Regions from separate parts of the Homo sapiens genome. Here region 1 is linked to region 2. The links are chromatin loops, found by intact Hi-C in ENCODE. Cell type or tissue: Calu3. All regions are shown on one strand.

Region 1 (8,000 bases), 740 kb after region 2:
AGCCACTTTTAGTCTGCCATCTTGGCCCTGTCCCCATGCTGTTTTCTATAATGGCTGTACTAATTAACATTCCCACCAACAGTGTACAAGAATTCACTTTTCTCCACATCATCACCAACATTTATTTATCATCTTATTGATAATAGCCATTCTGACAGGTGTGAGATGATAATTCATTTTGGTCTTAATTTGCATTTCCCTTATGATCAGTGATGTTGAGCTTTTTAAAATATGTCTGTTGGCAATTTGTATGCCTACTTTTGAGAAATGTTCATCTAGGTCCCTTGTCCATTTTTGAATTGGATTTTTTTCTTGCTATTGAGTTGTTTGAGTTTATTATATGTTTTGAATATTAACCCCTTATCAAATTTATGGCTTGCCAGTATTTTCTCCCATCACATAGGTCATCTCTTCCCATTGTTAGTTGTTTCCTTTATGGTGCAGAAGCTTTTTAGTTTAATGTAATCCCATTTCTCTATTTTTGTTTATGTCATTGGCACTTTGGGGGTCAAATAAAAAAAATTATTACCTTGGCAAATGTTCTGTGATTTCTCCAATTTGTTTTTGTCTAGTAGTTTTGTAGTTTCTGCTCTTACATTTAGTTCATTAATCCATTTTGAGTAGATATTTGTATTTGGTATGAGATAAGGATCAAATTTTATTCTGTTGCCTGTGGCTATCCAGTTTTCCCAACATCATTTATTGAAGTGACTGTCCTTTCTCCATTGCATATTCTTGGTACCTTTGTTGAAAACCATACATGTGTGGGTTCATTTCTGGACTCTCCATTCTGTTCCATTGGTCAATGTATCTTTTTTTATGCCAGCATCATGCTGTTTTAATTACAATAGCTTTGTAGTAGTTTGAAATCAGGTAGTATGATACCACCAGCTTTGTTCTTTTTGCTCATGATTGCCTTGGCTATTCAGAGTTTTTTGTGGTTTCATATTATTGTTTTTTTCCATTTTCAATTTTATTGAAATTTCGATGGGAATTGCATTAAATCTGTAGATTGATTTGGGTAATATGAACTTTTGTTTTGTTTTGTTTTTTACTTGTAGAAGAAATTTAATGCCCATGCGTGCAATGCATGTACCATGCAGACAACAGGAAATTCTGGTATAATCAACACTCACAAAATAAGTTCATATACCCATTTTAAAAATCGAGCTCAATTCGTAGAAAACCTTTAGATTCATGCTAAAATTGGGCAGGACAAACAGAGGTCCCCCATATCCTCTGCCCCCTTAGATGCATAGTTCCTTTCACTAACAACTTTCTGTCATAGAGTGGTACGTTCGCTGCAATCATTCAACCTACAATGACACATCACTCTCATGATGAGACCACATAGCTCTCCTTAGCATTCACTTGGGTGTTGTAAATTCTATGGACTGGAGCAATGGCATAGTTACATGTATCTGCTATTATTCTATCATATGGAATAGTTTCAGTTCAGTACCAATGCACTGTGTCCTATCTCTGCACTGTTTCTTCATCCTCAGTGCCTTGCAACCACTCAACTATTGATTTATTTATATTTAAAATAGACACATCTTACTGTATATAATATGAACATTTAAGCAATATTAATTTTTCCAATTCATGAACACAGGATATCTTTCCATTTATTTGTGTGTTCTATTTCTTTCTTCAACATTTTCTAGTTTTCAGTGTACTGGTCTTTCATCTCCTTGGCTAAATGTATTTATAAGTATTATTTTTTATAGCTATTATGAAATGAAATTTTTTATTTTGGGGGAAATAATTTATTCTTAGTATATAGAAACACTACTGATTTATGTGTGTTAATTTTGTATCCTGCAACTTTACTGTATTTGTTTGATAGTTCTGTTTTTTGGTGGAGTCTTTAGGGTTTATTACATATAAGATCATCTCATCAGGAAACACTGACAATTTCAATTCTTTTTTTCCTATTTAGGTGCCCTTTATTTCTCCTTCTTGCCTAATTGCTCTGACAAGGATTTCCAATACTATGTTGAATAAAAGTGTCAAGGCTGGACATCTTGTCTGGTTCCAGATCTCAGAGCAAGGGCTTTCAAATTTCACCATTGAGTATAATAATAGTTGTGAGCTTCACATATATGGCCTTTATTGTGTTGAAATACATTCCCTCTACACCTACTTTAGTGAGAGTTTTTATTGTGAAAGGATATTGAATTTGTCAAATGTTTTTTCTGCATCTAATAAGATGATCATATGTTTTTGTCTTTCATTCTGTTAATATGATGTATAACTTTTATTGATTTGCATAAATTGAACCATACTTACATCACAAGGATAAATCCCACTTGATTATGGTGAATGATCCTTTTAATGTGTTGTTAAATTTGGTTTGCTAGTATTTTGTTGAAGATTTTTACAACTATGTTCATCAAAGATATTAGCCTGTAATCTTTTCTTATAATGTCCTTGCCCAGCCTTGCTATCAGGAAAATGCTGGCCTTGTAAAAAGTTTAGAAGTATTTCTGCCTCTTCATTTTTTTGAAGAGTTTCAGAAGGATCGGTATTAGTTCTTCAAATGTTTGGTAGAATTCAGATTGGTAACCATCAGGTCTTAAGGTTTTTATTATAGGAGACTTTTTAATTACTGATTAAATCTCAATACCCATTACTGATTACTTATTAAATCTCAATACCCATTATTGGTCTTTTCAGATTGTCCATTTCTTCATGATGATTCAGTCTTGGTAGGTTGCATGGCAATGGCAAAAACCGCAATTACTTTTGCACTAACCTAAATATATGTGAAGAAATTTGTCAATTTCTTCTAGTTTATCCAATTTGTTGTATAATTGGTCATAGTAGTCTCTTGTGATCCTTTGTATTTCTGTGATATTAGTTGCAATGGCTCCTCTTTTGTTTCTGACTTTATTTATTTGAATCATCTCTTTTTCTTATTCTAGCTAAAGACTTGTGGATTTTATCATTTAAAATCACTAACTCTTAAGTTTTGTTGATCTTTTGTATGGTTTTTTTTTCTAGTCTTTATTTTATTTATTTTATTTTAATAATAAAAATCTACTCTGATTTTTATTATTTCCTTCCTTCTGCTAACTTTGGGCTTAGTTTGTTCTTTTTCTAGTTCAGTGAGGAGTAATGTTGTTTATTTTAGATGTTTTGTTTATTTTTGATGTAGGTGTTTATTGCTGTAAACTTTCCTTTGAGAACTGATTGTGTTGTATCCCATAAGTTTTGGTATATTGTGTTTTCATTTTCATTTATCTAAAGATATTTTTAAATTTTCTTTTAAATTTCTTTATTGACCCATTGGTTGTTCAGGAACATGTTTAAATTCCATGTATTTGCAAATTTTCTAAAATTCCTCCTGTTATTGATTTCTAGTTTCAATTCATTATAGTTGGAAAAGATACTTGATATTATTTCATCCACCTTAAATTTGCTAAGGCATATTTTGTGATCTAACATATGACCTATCTGTGTGTGCACTTGAGAAGAATATATATTCTGCTGTTGTTGAATGGAATGTCTTGTATTTGTCTGTTGGTTTCACTTGGCCTATAGTGTTGTTCAAGTCCAGTATTGTCTCATTGGTTTTATGTCTGAATGACCTGCCCATTGTTGAAAGTGGGATATTGAAGTTCCTTATTATTATTGTATTGCAAGCTATCTCTCCCCTCATATTCTTTAATACTTGTTTTATATATTTAGGTGCTTCTATGTTTGGTGCTATATATATATATATATATATATTCACAATTGTTATATCTCTTGATTAATTGCTTCTTTATAATTACATAAGTTCTTTGTCTCTTTTCACAGTTTTTGACTTAAAGTCTATTTTGTGTGATATTAGTGTAGCTATCCTTGCTCTCTTTTGGTTTTTATTTGTAGGGAACATCTTTTTCAATCCCTTCACTTTCAATCTATGTGTATCCTTAAAAGTAAGGTGAGTCTCTGCTAGGTTGTATATGTAAAGTTTTGGCTTTTTGATGGGGATCCCATAATTCCCATAAGATTTCTTTATTCTTTTTCATTCTTCTTTTTGTTTTTCATTTCAAATGTTCTGTCTTTGAGTTCATTGATTCTTTCTTCCACTTTATCAAGTCTAATGTTGAAACTTTCTATTGAATTTTTAAATTTAGTAATGATATTCTTTATCTCTAGGATTTCTATTTGGTTTTTTATTGTTTTCATTTTTGTCACACTTCTTAATTTGTTCATGTATTATTTTCCAGATTTTATTTAATTTACTATCCATGTATTCTTTGAAGTAACTGAAATGCTTTGAGATTAATCTGAATTCTTTATCAGTCATTTCATAGATCTCCATTTCTTTTTCCTTCTTTTTTTGAGTAGCAAATACTGTAATTTTATTCTATTTTTTAGATTTCAACTATTATTTATTTCCTTAGGGTGCATTACTGGAGCTTTATTGGTTTCTATTGGATGTATTATGATTCTCTAATTTTTTGTAATCCTTGTGTCCTTGCATTATTCTCTACATTTTTAAGGAAACAGCCCCCTCTTCTGGCCATTACTTGTGTTCTTTGACAGGGATAGATCTTTGATATTTAATCTAGCTTGTGATTCTTGAAGGGCCGGTGAGGTGATAATAAATCCAGACAAGGAGAGCTTGTTGTGAGTTCTCTAGTTGGCTGGGCTGCCGTCTTTCCTCTGATGTCAGGTGGGCTGCTGGCTTACCTCCACTGTCTGGCAAGATCACTGGCTGGATTCTGCTATTGGTCAGAGCTGCTGGCTGTGGACTGCAATGGCTTGTGGTCTCATAAATCACAGAATGCATTCCCTGGCCAAACAATTTTGCTATTTGTGGTCTGCAGTTAGGCAAGACTGAAGTTGGTCTCTGAAGTTAGGCATAGTTTCTGCTGAGGATGGGCAAGACCAGAGGTTATACTTCTTAGAAATGCATGATTGAGGATTGACTCCTTGTCAGGGTGGAGCCATGGTATGGACATTTCACTGAGTTGAGACACTGTGACCTCCTGGGTCAAGCAGGTCCAGTCCCTATGATTCTCTGAAATGGGCAGAGGCAGGCACCTTCCTGTCTGGATGGGGTCATTGAGCAGGATTTTTGGCTGAGTAGAGCTACTGCTTGACTGCCCAGGGCAATCAGATCTAGCTTCTGTTCTTTGAAATGGGCAGAGGTGGGTGTCTCGACCTGGGCAAGGTTATTTTTGTGGACTCTGACACTGGGTATGGAGACTAACCATCTAGGGACTCAGGCTAGGTTTAACCTTCCTCCATGCTTCCAAAGGTGATCAGATCAGTTTTGCAGGTGGGCTATAAGGTTTGCTGGTATCTCTGACTGAGCACCGTAACTGGCAGGAACACAGACCTACCACCAAGATTTTAGTGCTAGTCACCATGACCTCTGCCTTCTTTCTTTCTACCTGACTCCAGGCATTATAGCTAAGTCATTGGTCCCAATGTTTCCTGTGAGGTGAGACCAGAGTGAGCATCCTGAGAAGTGTGTTGGGAAGCTAGAGAAACTTGATAACTTCAACTCCCTTTTCCCCCTGTAGACACTGTGGGCTCATGGAAATCCTCTTTCTCTAGTATTGTGCCAAATTGGTGGGTGGATGTGTATGTGGTTGAAGTGAGACCACTCTTCTTACCTTTGTAATTCAGTTTTCATTCAGTACTATGGGACATGCAAGTATCTTGGGCCTGTTTCCAAGTGGAGTTTTCAAAGAGATGTTCTGTTCTTTGGATACCTGCTAGTGATATTTACATGGAGGCAGTGGGAGTGAAGGCTGAAACTTTCTATTCTGCCATCTTGCTGACATTCTGTAGTGTGCAGAAAATTCCTGATGTTCTGTTTCAAACAAATGCTTGAGTCAGAAAAAGTTGTTTTGACAGGATATTTTAAAAATTAATTATTATTTCTGTGGCTTCAAAACTGCTCCAGAAACCCTGAAAGCACCCCCAGACTGAAATCACTGAGCATATAAACAATGGTGACAATCAGCCCAAAGGCCACCCCAACATGGTTTAAGAATGAAACTCGGGTAAACAGTCATATTTCTTCTCAGTTTTGGGGAAAATAAGAAAAAAAAATTTCATTTCACCTCCAAGATCAGATTCCAACTGTTAACAGTATCTCTAGACATTAAAATTTAAAAACCATAGGCTCAAAAATGAATCATAGGTAATTGCTTTGTGCCTCTACTTACGCTTTTTTAAAAAAAATTTATACGTTATATATTTATATATTTTTTCCTATAAAGTTGACAACTTGCTTATTTAGGTCTGATATAAAGAAAATCAAACTTCATATCACTAATGCAATAGAGTGAAAAGGTAGAAAGGTGTATCCATTTTATTTCAGATGTGTTATATGATACCAAGATCTCCTATCTATGGTATAATATATGCACTAAGATGTATATGCACTAAGATGTAGTTTCTCAAGATCTTGAAAAATATTGTTAAATGCTTCATTAGAAATTGCTTTCATGTTTCGTGTGTCTGCGTAAGTCAGTGGTTCTCAGTGGGGGTAATTTTGCCCCAAAGGGGACATTTGCCAGTGTGGAGATGTTTTTTATTGTTACAACTTGAGAAGCTTTGTGCTGTTGGCATCTGGTGTACAGAGGCCAAGAATGCTATTAAACATCTCACAATGCACAGGACAGCTCCCCACAACAAAGAATTACCCCATCCAAAATGTCAATAGTGTGGAAGACTTTGGGAGGCCGAGGCGGGCGGATCATGAGGTGAGATCTAGACCATGCTGGCTAACACGGTGAAACCCCGTCTCTACTAAAAATACAAAAAATTAGCCAGGCGTGGTGGCAGGCGCCTGTAGTCCCAGCTACTGGGGAGGCTGAGGTGGGAGAATGGCATGAACCTGGGAGGCAGAGCTTGCAGTGAGCCAAGATTGTGCCACTGCACTCCAGCCTGGGCGACAGAGCGAGACTCCATCTCAAAAAAAAAAAAAAAAAAAAGGTACAATGGAGTTTAAAAATTCCTATGGTATAGTGACATCATAGCTGTAGTAACACCATGGTGCAATGCATTACTCACATAGGAGCAACAGGCGATATATACAGTCTAGGTGTATAGAAGGCTATACCACCTCGGTTTGTATAAGTTCACCCTCAAGATGTTTTCACAATGATGAAATCATCTAGCACATTTCTCAAAATATATCCCTGTCATTAATTGATGCATTACTATAATTGATCAAATCTTCTATTGTTTGTGAAAATAACTGCAGACAACAGAATCCCCTCTAGCTGGCTTATGAAGAACAAGTTTTTTTTAAAAAAAATTACGTAGTTCACAGGTATCTTGGAGTATCTAAGTATTGGGTCTGATTATCCAACCAGGAATAGAGCAGCCAAGAGAAAAATCAAAAGACACTACTGTATCCAAATGTAAAACACAACTGTGCTCCCCACCCCAATACTTGTGACACCAAGTCAGAAGCTTCACTATCACTTCAGATGGGCACCTCTGACATCATTTTTGCCAGTAGATACACTCTTTCTTGGTACAGCCACCACCTATGTTTCTCATTGCTATCTGCAAATCAAGTATAGGTGGGTCAGTCTAGTAAAAAAATAGATTGCTTGCAGTACCTTGGCTGCTAGGGAGTGGGATATCATATTTTTTAGCTTTTCAGTCTTTATAGTTCTAGAAATTAAGTTAAAGGGGATTGGAATGGGAGCTGGATGAGCCAAATTATAGTCTGCAATAGTCATGGAGCTCACATTCCAATAAATCAATTAAGATTAGGGTCAGCTGCATAGAACAAAAACTAAACTAAATTACAATATCTTGTAAACTAAAAGACGTCTGTCTCTTACATAAAAGAAGTCTGAAAATGTGAAAGATTGCAAAAATAGCACCTATTCTTCACTGCTGCCTATATCACCCCCTTTGTCATGTAAATTGAAGTTTCTCTCACTGAAGAGGTGGGATGTATTTCCTTGAATCTAATCCTGTCTTGTGACTTGCTTTGGCCAATAGAATGAGGCAGAAGTGCTGGTATTCAA
Region 2 (8,000 bases):
CTTGCTTGATTGTTTTTAGTAAGTTCTTTCCTGAAAACAATCTCTGGGCACATTGATAAGTTTTATCCTCTCCCAAGTGAAAAGCTTGGTGAAGCACTTTAAGGACTTTCCATTGGCTGGAGGCCGTCAAGGGGAGTTTGCCATCTTGTGACTGTAGCCATCCTGAGGGCTGAAATGTATACCCTCGAGAAGTGGCCCATCCTATTTCTGTGGGGGAGTACTGAGGTTTAATTTCTCTCATGGAGCCTTCCCAGATTAGAGGGGTTTGAAGTGTGTTGTCTTGAGCCTTCCTTGCTGCTGACTTAGCTGCCTGATCAGCTAATCTGTTTCCTTTGGCTACCTCATCTGTTCCCTTTTGATGTCTCCTACAATGCATCACTGCTATTTCTCATGGAAGAAAAACTGAGGATAATAACCTGTTAATTTCCTGGAGGTATTTATAGGAGATCCATCGGTGGTAAGAAAATGCCTTTCGTTCCAAATGGCAGCATGAGCATGGAGAACCAGGAAAGCATATTTGGAGTCTGTGTAAATGTTAGCTACCTTTCCTTTGCTTAATTCAATTGCTTCTGTAAGAGCGATTAGCTCAGCTAATTGAGCGCTTGTGCCTGGAGGGAGTGACACACTTTCAGTGATGTCATGTAGAGTGACTACTGTGTATCCTGCCTTACAGATTCCTTGTTCTACAAAAGAGCTCCCATCTGTCAAGAGGGTCCAGTCTGGGTTCTCTAGGGGAGTTTCCTTGAGATCTTCCCTGGCTGCATAGGTCTGTACTATGATTTGTTCATAGTCATGCTCAGATTCCCCAGTTTCCTCCTGGTGGAAGGCGGCTGGATTTAGGTGAGAACAATTCTTTAATTGGATGTTGGAACCCTTTAACAGCAGGGCCTGATATTTAAGAAGTCAGCTATCTGTTAGCCAAAGGCTCCCCCAAAAGTGCAGTAGTCCTGCCACGTTAGGTGGGGCATAAATAGTTAAATCATTTTCCAGAGTTAATTTGGAGGCTTCTGGGACCAACAGAGCCACTGAGGCAATGGCGGGGAGGCATGCTGGCCATCCTTTAGCCACCAACTCAAGTTCCTTACTTAGGCAACCCACTGGCTGTTGGCCTGGTCTTTGGGCCTGTGTTAATACTCCCAGGGCCATTCCCTTCTTTTCTGATACATACAGATTGAAGTCCTTCCCTATAGGAAGGGTGAAAGTTGGTGCCTTAAGCAAGGCTTGCTTTAGCTGGTCAAAGGCCTTTTGAGCTTCAGATTCCCAGGTTAAAAGATGAGTTTTAGTTCCTTGAGTTTATTTTATGAGGTTATATCATGGACAGCCTATTTCACCATACCCAGGTATCCATAGTCTACAAAATCCTGTAATGCCCCAAAATCCTCTGAGTTGCTTGAGGGTTTTGGGGAGGGGAAAGGAAGAAATATTCTCAACTCCCTCCTTCCCTAATGCTCTGGTCCCCTCAGACAGCACTAAGCCTAGGTGTACTTCACTGAGGTTTTGCAGAGCTGGGCCTTGGGTTTTGAAACTTTATATTCTCTGTTAGCTAACATATTGAGAAGAGCTTCAGTGCCTTCCTGAAAAGCATCCTCAGTTGGGGCACATAGCAGAATATCATCAACATACTGCAAGACCTTAACTTAAGGTTGAGAGAACTCAGAGAGGTCTTGTGACAGTGCCTGTCCAAACAGATGAGGACTATTTCAAAATCCCTGAGGCAGCACCGTCAGTGTTAACTGGGCGTCTGGCTGGAGGAATATTTGAAGGCAAACCGGTATTGACAGTCAGGATGTAACGGTGTACAGAAAAAGGCATCCTTTAAATCTAGGACTGTAAACCATTTAGTTCCCTCAGGTATTTGAGTTAACAGGGTATAGGGATTAGGGACCACTGGATGGATTGGAACTACAGCTTCATTAATGAGGCGAAGGTCCTGAACCAGGCTTCATTCCCCATTGGGTTTCTGTGCTCCTAATATTGGGGTGTTGCAGGGGCTATTACAGGGTTTGAGGAGGCCCTGCATCTTTAGGTTATTAATAATGGCTTCTAGCCCTTTCCTAGCCACTGGCCTTAGGGATAATATCTCTGGTTAGGAAAAGAAGTGGGATCCTTAAGATAGATCTGGACTGGCGTAGTGGTTATAGCTCAACCTATTCTTCCTTAAGTTGCCCACACTTCCACATTAATGTTAGCTTCCATCAGGGGGAGATAGAGTTTGTCCTGGGGCTGTAAAGATGCTGCAGGCCCCCATGCAAGCTAGAATATATCTACCTAATAAAGGAGTGGGACTTTCAGGCGTGATTAAAAAGGCATGTTTAAATAGTAAGTCTCCCCATCTGCAAAAGGGGTTGAGAAAAATATTGGGTTAGAGTTTTTCGTGATACACCCCTTATGGTTGTGCTCTGGGAAGAGGGGAGGCCTGAATTAGAGAGGAGGAGCAAGAGACTGGCTTCAGTATCCAGAAGGAGATCTACCTTCCTTCCTTCAATTTCCAGAATCACTCAGGGTTCCTGTGCTGTAATGGCAGTCTGAGTCGCTGGAGCCGGGGGTTTAAGCCTCGGGACCCGTCAGTCCTGCTGGACCATCTATGAGACTGGTTCTGAACCCAGCGACCTCTGCCTCTGGGGGCAGATCCATCTCCAGTGGTCTCCGCCACAGGCTGGACAGGGTCAAGGTGGCTTCGTCTTGCTGCCTGGGCATTCCCTCTTAAAATGCCCTGACTTGCCACATTGATAACAGCTAGCAGATGCACCTCAGGGATCCTGGACTTTACAAGCGTGCAATGCTGCTACTAGAGCCTCTGTTCTTCACTTATATTTCCTTTCCTTTTCTTGGGCCTCCTCCTGATCTGTATTGTAAATGACTGAAGTGGCTATTCTCAGGAGGTTCTCTAGGGTGCTATCTGGTCCTATAGCTTGTTTCTGTAGTTTCTTTCCAATATCGGGAGCTGACTGTGTAATAAACTTGTCCTTCAGGATTAGCTGTCCCTCGACTGAATCATGATAAAGAGGTGTGTTTTATTAGTGCCTCTCTTAGCCTTTCCATAAAGGCTGTGGGATTCTCATCTGGTCTATCATAGATAGTTTAGAGTAATCGAGAGGTTTGGCCCTGGTCTTCCATAGGCCCTCTAACATAGACCTTAAGAAGTGCTTCCTTTTCCATTCATTTCCTGCGTTATTGGGGTTCCAATCAGGGTTGTCCGCTGGAACTGCTTCCCTTCCTAGTGGGAATGGAGTTTCCACTTCTTCCTTACCTTCCTTGTCTCCTCTTTTTCTCCTTGGTCTGCTACAGGAGGCATGTTGCTTATATCCATATTTTTCTGCTGCCTGTGGAACTGCTGGCTTTTCAGCCCCAGTGAGGGTCTGACTTAGCAGCAACATAACATCCCTCTATGTGAGATCAAACACCTGAGTTAAATTTTGGAAAATTTCTATATACTTATCGGAGTCATCAGAAAATTGGGCCAAGTCTCTGTTTATTTGCTTAAGGTCCTGTAATGAGAAGGAAACTTGAACCCTCATGGCACCATTCCTATCAGCCATTTCCTGCAGAGGTAAGAATGAAGCGGGGAGAGTAGGATATACTGGAGATAGTGGAGCTGGAGGAGCTGATAGTATGATTGGAGGGGGACTGGAAGGATTGGGACATTCAATAGCTGTTTCAGATTGCTCCTCTGGAACCTGCTTTAGCTCTGGGGAACGATTCCCTGTGGCCGCTAAAAGAACTGGGTCAATTGTACAGAACTTGTAAAGGTCTGGGCTGTTTCACAGGGCAAAGAAAGTCTGTACATAGGGGATCTCAGTCCATTTGCCCTTCTGTTTGGAGAAAAGATCTAACTGTTGGATAATATTAAAATCAAGGCTCCCCGCAGCGGGCCAGGTTTATCTGTCCCCAAGATAGTAAGAAGGCTATGCTCTTGTGCAATAGAATATGAGTCACTTTTTTTTCAAAGTCTCAGGGTTGAAGGAGTCCCAGTGCTTTAAAATACATTCCAGAGGAGTGCATGCTGAAGACGATCTGTTGGCCATCTAGAAAGAGAAGTGAGAATAAAAGTGTCCTTTTAGTCTCCTTCCTTTTGGTGTATGACTCAGGGTGGAGAAGAAAACAGTAGGGGGCATTCCTCTAACTAGTCTCCCTCCCTGGTTCCTGGGTCCCGGCACCCAGTTAAATGTGCCGCCTGTGGCTGTAGGTGTGACCCTCCAAGCCATGGCACCAGAGAAACTAGACTTTTGAGGCCTAGTCACACTTACCCAAGTAGTCCCAGTCCTCTGCTTGTTATTTCCCTTTGACCTCCTAGACTTGTGTGACCTGTGTACCTCCCTAAAAAAAAATGGATCTCAGGGAAAACTGTGTAATTGGGGAAGGCCCCTTTAATGGAGGGGTTATGCTAGATTGAACTCTATATCCTGCTATTATGGCCCATGCTAAAGCATTTACCCTTAGAAAAATGGTTTCAGTTAACTTCCAGACTTAAAATCCCCTTACTAATTAAGTACTGTCTCTGTTGGAGACAGAATAGGTGACTTAAAGAAATGTAGGAACCAAATGGCTGTTTTCCTGCTGATGGGACAATATTGAGACTAAAATTTGGCTATGGAAGACATTTAATTTCTAACTGTTGAAAGCAGAATTTTCCCATTCCTGGAAGAGGCTTAGAGCCTGATTTCTAGCAGTGCAAAAGGAAGCTGCAGTGTTAGCATTAAAAAAAGTGCCTCATGTAGAGGATTTCTGTTTCCTCTAGGTGGCACTGTTGGCTTAGAAATACTGTGTGCTCCTCAGACAAGCGGTAGAGAGACCTGGAAATGCCGTGTGCTCTCCAGACCAAGGGGCTGAGAGAGAGAGGCTCACTGTCCCGGAGGAACCCTCTGTTCAGGAGATTGCAATGGCATTCTTGAGTTAAACTCCCGGTTACTAAATTCCCACACAGTTGACACATACACACAGAGTAAGAGACCACAGATAGAAAAGGAAGGAAAGTTTCATGACCGGATAGCTGAGGATTCTCTGCCAGCACCTGAAATGGGCTGTTGGAGGCTGGGTCTGGTCCAGAGGTCTTTGAGTCACACCAGGGTGTGCCCTGCCCAGAGATGCTCAGTTGCCTCAGAACTTTTCCCAGCCTTGCGCAACGGCGAGGTCTCCCCATGAAAGGAAGCTGATTCGAAATACGGCCAACATTCCCAATCACCTGTGGGTATTGGGGGGTTCTCCATGTTCTCACCAGCAAGCCTCACATCTGAGTCTTTAGAACAGCAGCCAACGATAAGTGTAGCTAACCAGCAGACAGATAGATGCCTTTTGATTGATTTGATTTGATTTTAAAATAGAGGCCAAGAGCACCTCAGAATGATAGAACAGATTTTAAGCTCGCTTGTATAATCACCACTTCAGTGAATGTTGTACCTCGGATTCCCGGCCAGTGCACCAAAATGATACGACTCTGATGACTGGAGGGGAATACCAGGGTCCTTTTCTCACGCCAGTTTAAATACGACGACATGGATATACGTGGAGTGGTTTTAAGGAGCGGAGAGAGTTTAATAAATCGGCAAGAAAGAAGGAAGGGGCTCCCCCATACAGAGACAGAGGGAGGGGGCTCCAAGCTGAGAGAGGGAACCCTGAGTGCAGCAGAAAACAGCCATTTATATTAGGAGGCTGGAGGAGCTGGTGTCTGATTTGCATAGAGTCCAGGGGATTGGGTTGACCAGGTATGTCATTCATGTAGCCCACAAAAATCTGGTCCTCCCACCCTAGCCTTTTAATATGCAAATGCAGGGCACCATGATGTTCTACACACGTGGGGATATGTGGGGGTGGCCATGATGCTAGGCACTTGTAGTGACAAGAAGAAGGTGGGAATTGCCATATTGAGTGGACCCAGTTTCTAATGGCTGGCATTTGCATATCAAAGCTTGCTGGCCCGCCCTTCAGGCCATTTTTCTGCTATGCAAGAAATGTATCTGGAGCTGCCTTAAAAGAAAAGAAACTTGCCAAGGACCCCTTGTCTTCTCTATCTGCCTAAAATAATTTCTTAATAACTCCTATAACATAGGGAGATTATTGACTCCATATCTCTCCAAACAGTGCAGGTAGATTAAGGACCAGATTATCATTTATTATCTGTCCTATCATAAAGTAATAGTTTTATTTCTAAGAAACTTTGTGTTTTCAAAACTTACATCCCATGATAGTTTGATTTGTAAAAATTTTTGTAGGAGAGAAGTAACACTTACAGCTCTCTACAGGTCAACTGCCTGATGAGACTTAATCTTAAGTTGAAACTAGTGTGAGATGTCCAGAAAATAGTAGAGTTGAATGAAATTTTAAAAGGCAGGCAAGAAAAAAATTCTAATTTTTTTTGGTAAATGTAAAAAGTCACTGTTTTTTTTTTTTTCTGACCAGCTTCCCGCCCGTCCCCACCCCTTGACCAAATTGGAAAATATTTTATTTTGAATTGTTGACCTCTTTGAACCATACATCAAATTGTCCTTTAAATTGGCAGTAATCTGGCTAGAGATCAGAATGCCTGTTTTTTTGTTTTTTGATTTTTAAAAACAGCTTTTCAGCCAGGCGTGGTGGCTCACACCTGTAATCCCAACACTATGGGAAGCCAAGGCAGGCAGATTGCTTGAGCCTAAGAGTTCAAGACCAGCCTTGGTATCATGGTGAAACAATGTCTCTACAATAAATACAAATATTAGCTGGGTGTTGTGGCACATGCCTGTAGTCCCAGCTACTTGGGGGGCTGAGATGGGAGTATTTCTAGAGCTTGGGAGGTTGGGGCTACAGTGAGCCAAGATCACACCATTGCACACCAGCCTGGGTGACAGAGTGAGACTTTGTCTCAAAAAAACTCAAACAAAAAACCAGTGTTAGAAACAAGTGCTCGGTGCCGCAAAGAAGAACTAGCACTCAGGCAAAAAGTTTTCTCAGCAAGGCAATTTACTTCTACAGAAGGGTGCTGCCTGCATCAGTCACGCTCGCGAGAGCACACCGAACAAAAGAGAGGATTTTTATTTATTTATTTTTTTTGAGATGGAGTCTTGCCCGGTCACCAGGCTGGAGTGCAGTGGCGCGGTCTCGGCTCATGGCAACGTCCGCCTCCTGGGTTCAAGTCATTCTCCTGCCTCAGCCTCCTGAGTAGCTGGGATTACAGGCGCCCACCACCACGCCCAGCTAATTTTTGTATTTTTAGTAGAGACAAGTTTCACCATGTTGGCTGGGATGGTCTCAATCTCCTGACCTCGTGATCCGCCCGCCTCAGCCTCCCAAAGTGCTGGGATTACAGGCGTGAGCCACCGCTCCCGGCCAAAGGGTTTTTATTCCTAACACAGTTCCTGTTTCTGTGTCCTTTCCCCATTGGCTAGGGTTGGACCAAACAATCTAAATTAACCCAATTGGCTAAGACTTAAACCTTTCTAAATATGGTGAACACGCAGTTTGCTAAGAGAGGAGGGGAGGGAGAGACTGTCTGTTGCTAAGGTGGGAAGAGTTGCCTACAGAATAAGTTTAAGGGGTGTTTGGACATGTCTGGGTGTGACAGAGATGTTTACGGAGTAAGAGGTTTGCTAGTTACAGATTAAGCTGAGGAACAAGTGCTCGTTACAGATCAAGCAGGAAGGGCTGTGTACAGAGCAAGAGACCAAGGGAACTTTGAAGAGGAACTTACTGTCCTTAACAGTTTCCCTCTCTTGATTTTATAGTTCTTCCCCTTCAAATTTCTTTAACATATTTTAGATTTGTTGTTCCTCTTGGTCATTTAGGAGTACGAACTTATGTGAGTAGGGCAGGGGAGAATCATGAGGGGTTTTGGTGAAGGCTTTTTCTATAAGCCTTTGCACTAATCCACGAATACAAGGTATGATGCAGCAACCTACAAGAATGAGTACACCTATAATAATTGCAAGGGGAGTAAAGGTTATGAGTCCCTTCCATTTTCTAAACCATTTTTCCGTGAGACTAGAGAAGAATTCTAGAATTCTATTTTAGAATTTTTGGCTAATTCA

What was found. Peaks named below come from ENCODE experiments on the same cell type or tissue, not always from the same donor. Only the 100,000 strongest peaks of a DNase experiment are listed, where the experiment ranks them.
Region 1: a loop joins it to region 2, with 4 times the contacts of the local background. A loop is called at or near these places in 5 of 110 quality-filtered maps.

Annotation. Positions count from the first base shown.
Region 1 is chr6:117,837,405-117,845,404 of GRCh38, reverse strand. No RefSeq gene overlaps it. Among named protein-coding and RNA genes, the nearest start is that of SLC35F1, 66 kb to the left of the region's middle. In Calu3, no CTCF peak of the experiment used is centred here; a DNase peak (open chromatin) is centred at 4,524.
Region 2 is chr6:118,577,754-118,585,753 of GRCh38, reverse strand. The region is part of intron 2 of CEP85L (centrosomal protein 85L); the gene reads left to right. It overlaps LOC107986524 (a long non-coding RNA gene), which reads right to left. Exons shown (of 5, transcript XR_002956384.2): 5 at 3,456-4,025. Among named protein-coding and RNA genes, the nearest start is that of PLN, 33 kb to the right of the region's middle. In Calu3, no CTCF peak of the experiment used is centred here; a DNase peak (open chromatin) is centred at 4,753.